Linked DNA regions of Mus musculus: region 1 is linked to region 2. Evidence: chromatin contacts called from ENCODE POLR2A ChIA-PET data. All regions are on one chromosome and are shown on one strand. The core of a region is the stretch at or near the end of the contact, and the rest is flanking DNA. Distances in the headings are between cores, read along the strand shown. Region 1 holds the start of Parp16 (poly (ADP-ribose) polymerase family, member 16). Region 2 overlaps Igdcc3 (immunoglobulin superfamily, DCC subclass, member 3).

Region 1 (2,700 bases), core at 162-2,661, 36 kb after region 2:
TGGGGCCCTAGGGGCCCCAGGACTTGGGGTGCTGGAGGGGTTTTATTTGAGGTCATAGGCTCTCAGACATTTTGGTGATTCCAAATCAGCCCAGGCCTTACAACAACCATTACCATTTGGACTCCTGGGGGTGGTTTGCATCATTGTTTGGCCTGGGAAGCTCTCTAGGGTCTGAGAATATAGTTCTGCCTGTCTTCCCTCCCGAAGTCTGAGGAGCACAGGGCCAGGTCCCATTCGGATGCCCAAGAAGGGGGTGATTTCTCAGAGAGCAGAGCCAGTGTGTGTGTATGTTTATTTATCTAATTAATGGTTGTTTTTGTTTTTGTTTTTGTAAAGTTTTGTTTTGGGGTTTGTTTTTGTTTTTTTTGAGACAGGGTTTCTCTGTGTAGCCCTTGCTGTCCTGGGATTTGATCTGTAGACCAGGCTGGACTTGAACTCAGAGATATGCCTGCCTTTGCTTCTGGTGTGCTGGGACTAAAGGCGTGAGCCACCACCTCTCAGCACGTGTGGGGTCTTTAAAGGGGACTTTTAGTCTAACAATTCAGCACTGGTCTTAGATTTCTATGTGACCAGAAGGCCAAGTGCTTTTTTTCTAGTGAGGTCTTGAAGAAGAAGAGGTAAAGGGAATCTGTTCTTACATTTTTTATTTTATTTTATTTATTTATTTTGGTTTTTCAAGACAGGGTTTCTCTGTATAGTCCTGGCTGTCCTGGAACTCACTTTGTAGACCAGGCTGGCCTCGAACTCAGAAATCCTCCTGCCTTTATTTTAATTTTTTAATGTATTTATTTTATGTATGTGAGTACACTGTAGCTGTACAGATGGTTGTGAGCCTTCATGTGGCTGTTGGGAATTGAATTTTTATTTAGGACCACTGCTTGCTCTGGTCAACCCTGCTCGCTCAGTCCCTGCTTGTTCCGGCCCAAAGATTTATTTATTATACATAAGTGCACTGTAGCTGTCTTCAAACGAATTAGAAGAGGGAGTCAGATCTCATTACCAGTGGTTGTGAACCACCATGTGGTTGCTGGGATTTGAACTCAGGACATTCAGAAGAGCAGTCAGTGCTCTTACCCGCTGAGCCATCTCACCAGCCCTACATTTATTTATTTTGTGTATACGTTCACATGTGGGCACACTTGAGCCTTGGTGCAGGTGTGGAAGTCATAGGACAAATTGCTAGAGTCACTTAGCTCCTAACATATGGGATCCTGGGATAGAACTCAGGTCGTGAGGACGGACAGCAAGTGCCTTTACTCGACCAGTTGCTGAGTCATCTTGGGGTCCGGTCTTTTCCCTTCGGCAGGGTTAGGTCATTGTTCTCCCAGTGCCTGTTTTCCCGACTTCCTGTTAGAGGCCTTCGAAGGAGGAGGATCCTGGGAAATCTGAGGTCAGACATTTGAGCAATTCAGAGAATTGCGGAGGCTGTAAGGTAGAGAGGAAGGTCTTTGGGTCGGCTACAGTGTCTTGAGAAAGTATTGTGTCACTCCGACCTTCAGTTTTCCCTGGGTATCAAGTGGCTTCTTGTGTGCAACGTGTCAGCTCCAGAGGAAACCGATTTATTCAACAGGTGGCAATTCCCAAGGTGAGCGAGGCTGGCTCAACCCGTGGAGCCAGGACAAAGACAATTCCCCGGGGCGGGTCCCGGGGCGGTTTCCACTTGGGGCGGTGGCGAGGATGACTAGCAGCCGCATTGGGCACCTTTGCCCAGCACCCGGGGCAGCTGGGATCCTCCGGGACCTGTGGGCGGGCGCGAGCTGAGCAAGGGCGCGGGAAGGGGCGGGCCTGGGCCGGGTGGGCGGAGCGGCGTGAGAGCGGCGGGCGGGGAGGTAGGCGGTGGCTGCTGGCAGTGTGGGGCGGCCAGGACTGATCGGCCGGGTCCCCGGGGTACTACCCACGCCGGGTGCAATAGCGACAACTCCATACCGGGGACTCCGGGACTGGCGGGACCCGAGAGGCGACTCTCCCAGATCCCGTGTTTCCCCGCACTGAGCGACCGTGCCCAGTGTCCTGCAGAGGACGCTCGCCGGCGCGTTCTCACCAATGTCAATTTGTCACCCCTTTGCCTAGCTCCACCCCCCGGGCTGGAAAACCTGGCAGCAGACGGTCTACGGTCCCCCGGGCCCAGGCCCCGCGCTGCCCCTCCTTGTCTCCTCCCGGCCACGCGCTACGAGCCCGGGATGCAGCTCTCCAACAGGGCAGCAGCCAGGGAGGCAGCGAGCCGCGACGTGCTGGCTGCGGACCTCCGCTGCAGCCTCTTCGCCTCGGCGCTGCAGAGCTACAAGCGGGACTCGGTGCTGCGGCCCTTCCCCGCCTCCTACGCCCGCCACGACTGTAAGGACTTCGAGGCCCTGGTGAGTCCGTCCTGATCCACCGTTGCTCGCTGCATCCTGGGCCAAGTGGCCCTGTGGAACGGCAGGCAGGAGCAGCTCCACCCGTGTTAGAAAACACGCCAATTCCCTGGACTTCCCACCCAGCCTGGCCTTGGGGAAGGTTCCCATCAGCAAGAACACTCCTAAACACCCTCGTGCAGACACACTGCCAGGTCATTCGGTGGCTGCTTCCTTTTGTCAGTGACTTAATCCCAGGAGTGATGGAATAGCTACATAGTCCTCCACAAAACGCTCTAGTGTGGCCCTAAAGGGGCGTTGATCTGAACCAGCTGTTCTGCCTAGATAAGAAGTTGTCCCTCCCTCTGCA
Region 2 (2,912 bases), core at 201-2,700:
TATCTATCTCACTTAGGAGCTTTGTAGTGACCACGTCTTATCTCAGTGTCTTCTATCCAGGTATCTTAATGATTATGTCACCTCGGGTTGGAGTGTGCCCACGCGTGATGGGGAGGGCTGAAGGAAGAGCTGCTATGTCCCCTAAGCTACTGTCCTGCCTCAAGAAGACACTGCTCCTCAGAGGGTGACCCCTCAGTTCTCTCCATCTGCACCTCCACTTTATCCATCTCCCCTTTTCTGTCTCCCCAGCTATGTCCGACTTCCACGTACACCCCCAGGCCGTCACGGGTGAGGAGGGTGGTGTGGCCCGCTTCCAGTGCCAAATCCATGGGCTTCCCAAGCCCCTGATCACATGGGAGAAGAACAGAGTTCCCATTGACACGGACGATGAGAGGTGAGCCTCTTGTGGGAAGGACAGGGGATAACTGGGAAGCTGACTTGGGATAGACTACAGGCTGGGACAGTGCTATTATGTAAGCTGCAGTCAGAATCATGGGTCCGAGTGGCTTACTAGGCCCAGATTCTAGGCTCATGAGATTGTGTAAGAGTATTGTGTGTGTTGTTATCAAGACTAGGAGGGTATGTTCTCCTGGGAGGGTCTCAGTAATCATCTGTGATCACAGCAATAAGGTTGGGTTAGTGCCCATGTCTCCATTTATATCCCCATGGCTTGAGGTTGCAACAGCTGTGCTGATAGTCAACAATGCCCTCCCCTCACAGGTACACACTACTGCCCAAGGGAGTCCTGCAGATAACAGGACTTCGGGCTGAGGACAGCGGCATCTTCCACTGTGTGGCCTCAAACATTGCTAGTGTGCGGGTCAGCCACGGGGCCAGGCTCACTGTGTCAGGTGAGCTCCTTTGGCCTGCCAGGTTCTCTCAGCCACCCCAGTTGGTCTACTCCCAGACACACCTAGTTCCCCAGTGAGACCACGTGTATACAGAGGTCCTTTGAGCATAAGCCCACAAGCCAAAGGCGCCTGAGACTGGTTGCCAGTCCGCTCTTTCTGGGAAGCATGTCTTCCCTGAGCTCTCCCAAGTCTAGAGGTCTGGCTGGGAGAGGAAGGACGATTGTCAGGACCCGCAGGTTCCCCAACATCTCTCTCCTTGTTTTTCAGGACTTGGTTGGGGGTTGGTGCGTACCCTGGGTCATGATGGGGCGGGCTGGCGAGAGTGAGGGAGTGAAAAAGCTTCCAACTGAAATAAGGAAATGTGGGTTTCTCCTCCCAGGCTCGGGCTCAGGGACCTACAAGGAGCCCACCATTCTTGTGGGGCCTGAGAACCTCACCCTGACAGTGCACCAGACTGCGGTGCTGGAGTGTGTCGCCACGGGCAACCCGCGCCCCATTGTGTCCTGGAGCCGCTTGGGTGAGCCTTATCCATAGTCCCTGCTCTCTGGCCAGCCTGCCCCCCGAGAGGGCTGGTCTCACGGTCTCATCACCCAGCTCTGGGGGGCTTTACATTGTATTTGTTTTCAGCAAGGGTCAATCCGATCCCCTCCCTGTGGCCTGGGGAGGGGTTGAGTTTCTCTGGAGGTCAGCCTGCTGCTACATTCTCTCTCTCCCTGCGGGGCTGGCTTAGTTCCCTGGGTTACCGAGTACAAGCTGTCCTGTCTCTCTAGCCCCTAGAACTCTCGGCAGCACCCAGTGCCTCCCGCCCCACCCTCTGTGCCTGGTCACACCCCCGCTATGCAATCCTCAGCCTTCAAAATCTCAGCAAGCAACCCACTCTGGCTCTGCCCTGGCCCGTCCCCCCTCCCCTCCTGCCGCGCTTGCCTGCTCCCAAGTCTGCCCAGCCGGAATCCCCAGGCAGCTGAAGAAAGCAGTGAAAGGGTGCAGATGGGCCACTAGTCTGAGCCGAAAGGTCACTGGGGGAAGGAGCCTCTAGAGGGGGTGGGGTGGGGTCACATTCACAGGGAGACTGTGCCGCACTAGCAGCTGAGTGATGGGGGAAGGAGGGGCCGTGTGGGATAATGGAGTAGATTTCACCACTTCAGGGCCTGAATGGGGAGCTGTCTCCTTGTGTTCTGGCTGTGCTAATCTGATCCCTGGGGTGGGGGGAGGGCCTGGGTCCCAGGGAGAGGCTGGAAAGAGCAGGCTACCATCCGGAGCCACTAGGCACTTCAGGGGCCATCTGCTCCCTCGTTTCCCAAGCTATGGCCTAGCAGGAGAGAAAAAATGGCTCAGGGGTCTAATTCGTGTGGGGAACAAAGTTAACCAAGGCCCTTCCTCCCAGAGCCTTTATATTCCTGGGCATGTCTCAGCATCCTAGATAGAACAGATATCAAGCCGCAGAATTTAACAACGGCTGATCAAATTCAGATCCTCTGTGGAATTTAAGGTAGTGATTCTCAACCTTCCTGATGTTGTGACGCTTCAATGCTGTTCCTCATGTTGTGGTGACCCCCCAATTATAAAATTATTTCGTTGCTACTTCATAACTGTAGTTTTGCTACTATTAGGAACCATGGTGTAAATATCCATGTTTTCTAGAGGTCTTGGGCAACTCCTGTGACAAGGTTGTTAGACTCCCAAAAGGGTCACAACCCATAGGTTGAGAACTGGGCTAGAAGGTCTGTAATCCCAGCACCTAGGAGTCTAGGATCTAGGAGAAGGATCTCACCCCAGGCTATGCAGTGAGATGCTGTCTAAAACCCAAAGCAAACAACAGCAAAACCAGCTAGCAGTCATCATGTTTGAATCAGGACGCTGGCCCCCTGCTGCTGGCCTCCAGGGCTCCACATTTCCCAGACACTTTTGGAGATCTGGAGAGGGGTGGTGTCAAAGCCATAGGTCGGAGCTTTCTGAAAGACTGGTAGAGGGGTGAGCATTCTGGAATATTCTTATCCTTCCTATCTTCCTGACCCAGCTCATTCCCCCTCCACTTCCTTTGCAGATGGCCGCCCCATTGGG

Evidence for each region. ChIA-PET counts read pairs that join two places held with the same protein, here RNA polymerase II (POLR2A).
Region 1: POLR2A ChIA-PET joins it to region 2 with 21 read pairs in embryonic stem cell. The contact joins the promoter of Parp16 here to the enhancer-like site in region 2. POLR2A ChIA-PET finds 5 or more read pairs at or near these places in 4 of 5 experiments (Patski and embryonic stem cell).

The regions. Positions count from the first base shown.
Region 1 is chr9:65,213,279-65,215,978 of GRCm38, forward strand. It overlaps Parp16 (poly (ADP-ribose) polymerase family, member 16), which reads left to right and starts at 1,412. Exons shown (of 7, transcript NM_177460.4): 1 at 1,412-1,585; 2 at 2,071-2,354. The coding sequence starts at 2,181.
Region 2 is chr9:65,177,146-65,180,057 of GRCm38, forward strand. Igdcc3 (immunoglobulin superfamily, DCC subclass, member 3) reads left to right here. Exons shown (of 14, transcript NM_001357257.1): 3 at 250-394; 4 at 721-851; 5 at 1,231-1,368; 6 at 2,896-2,912. Among named protein-coding and RNA genes, the nearest start is that of Gm40527, 15 kb to the right of the region's middle. Within about 2 kb of position 1,451, at least 1 of the 3 ENCODE cell types and tissues checked has a DNase peak (open chromatin) inside an H3K27ac peak, as active enhancers do.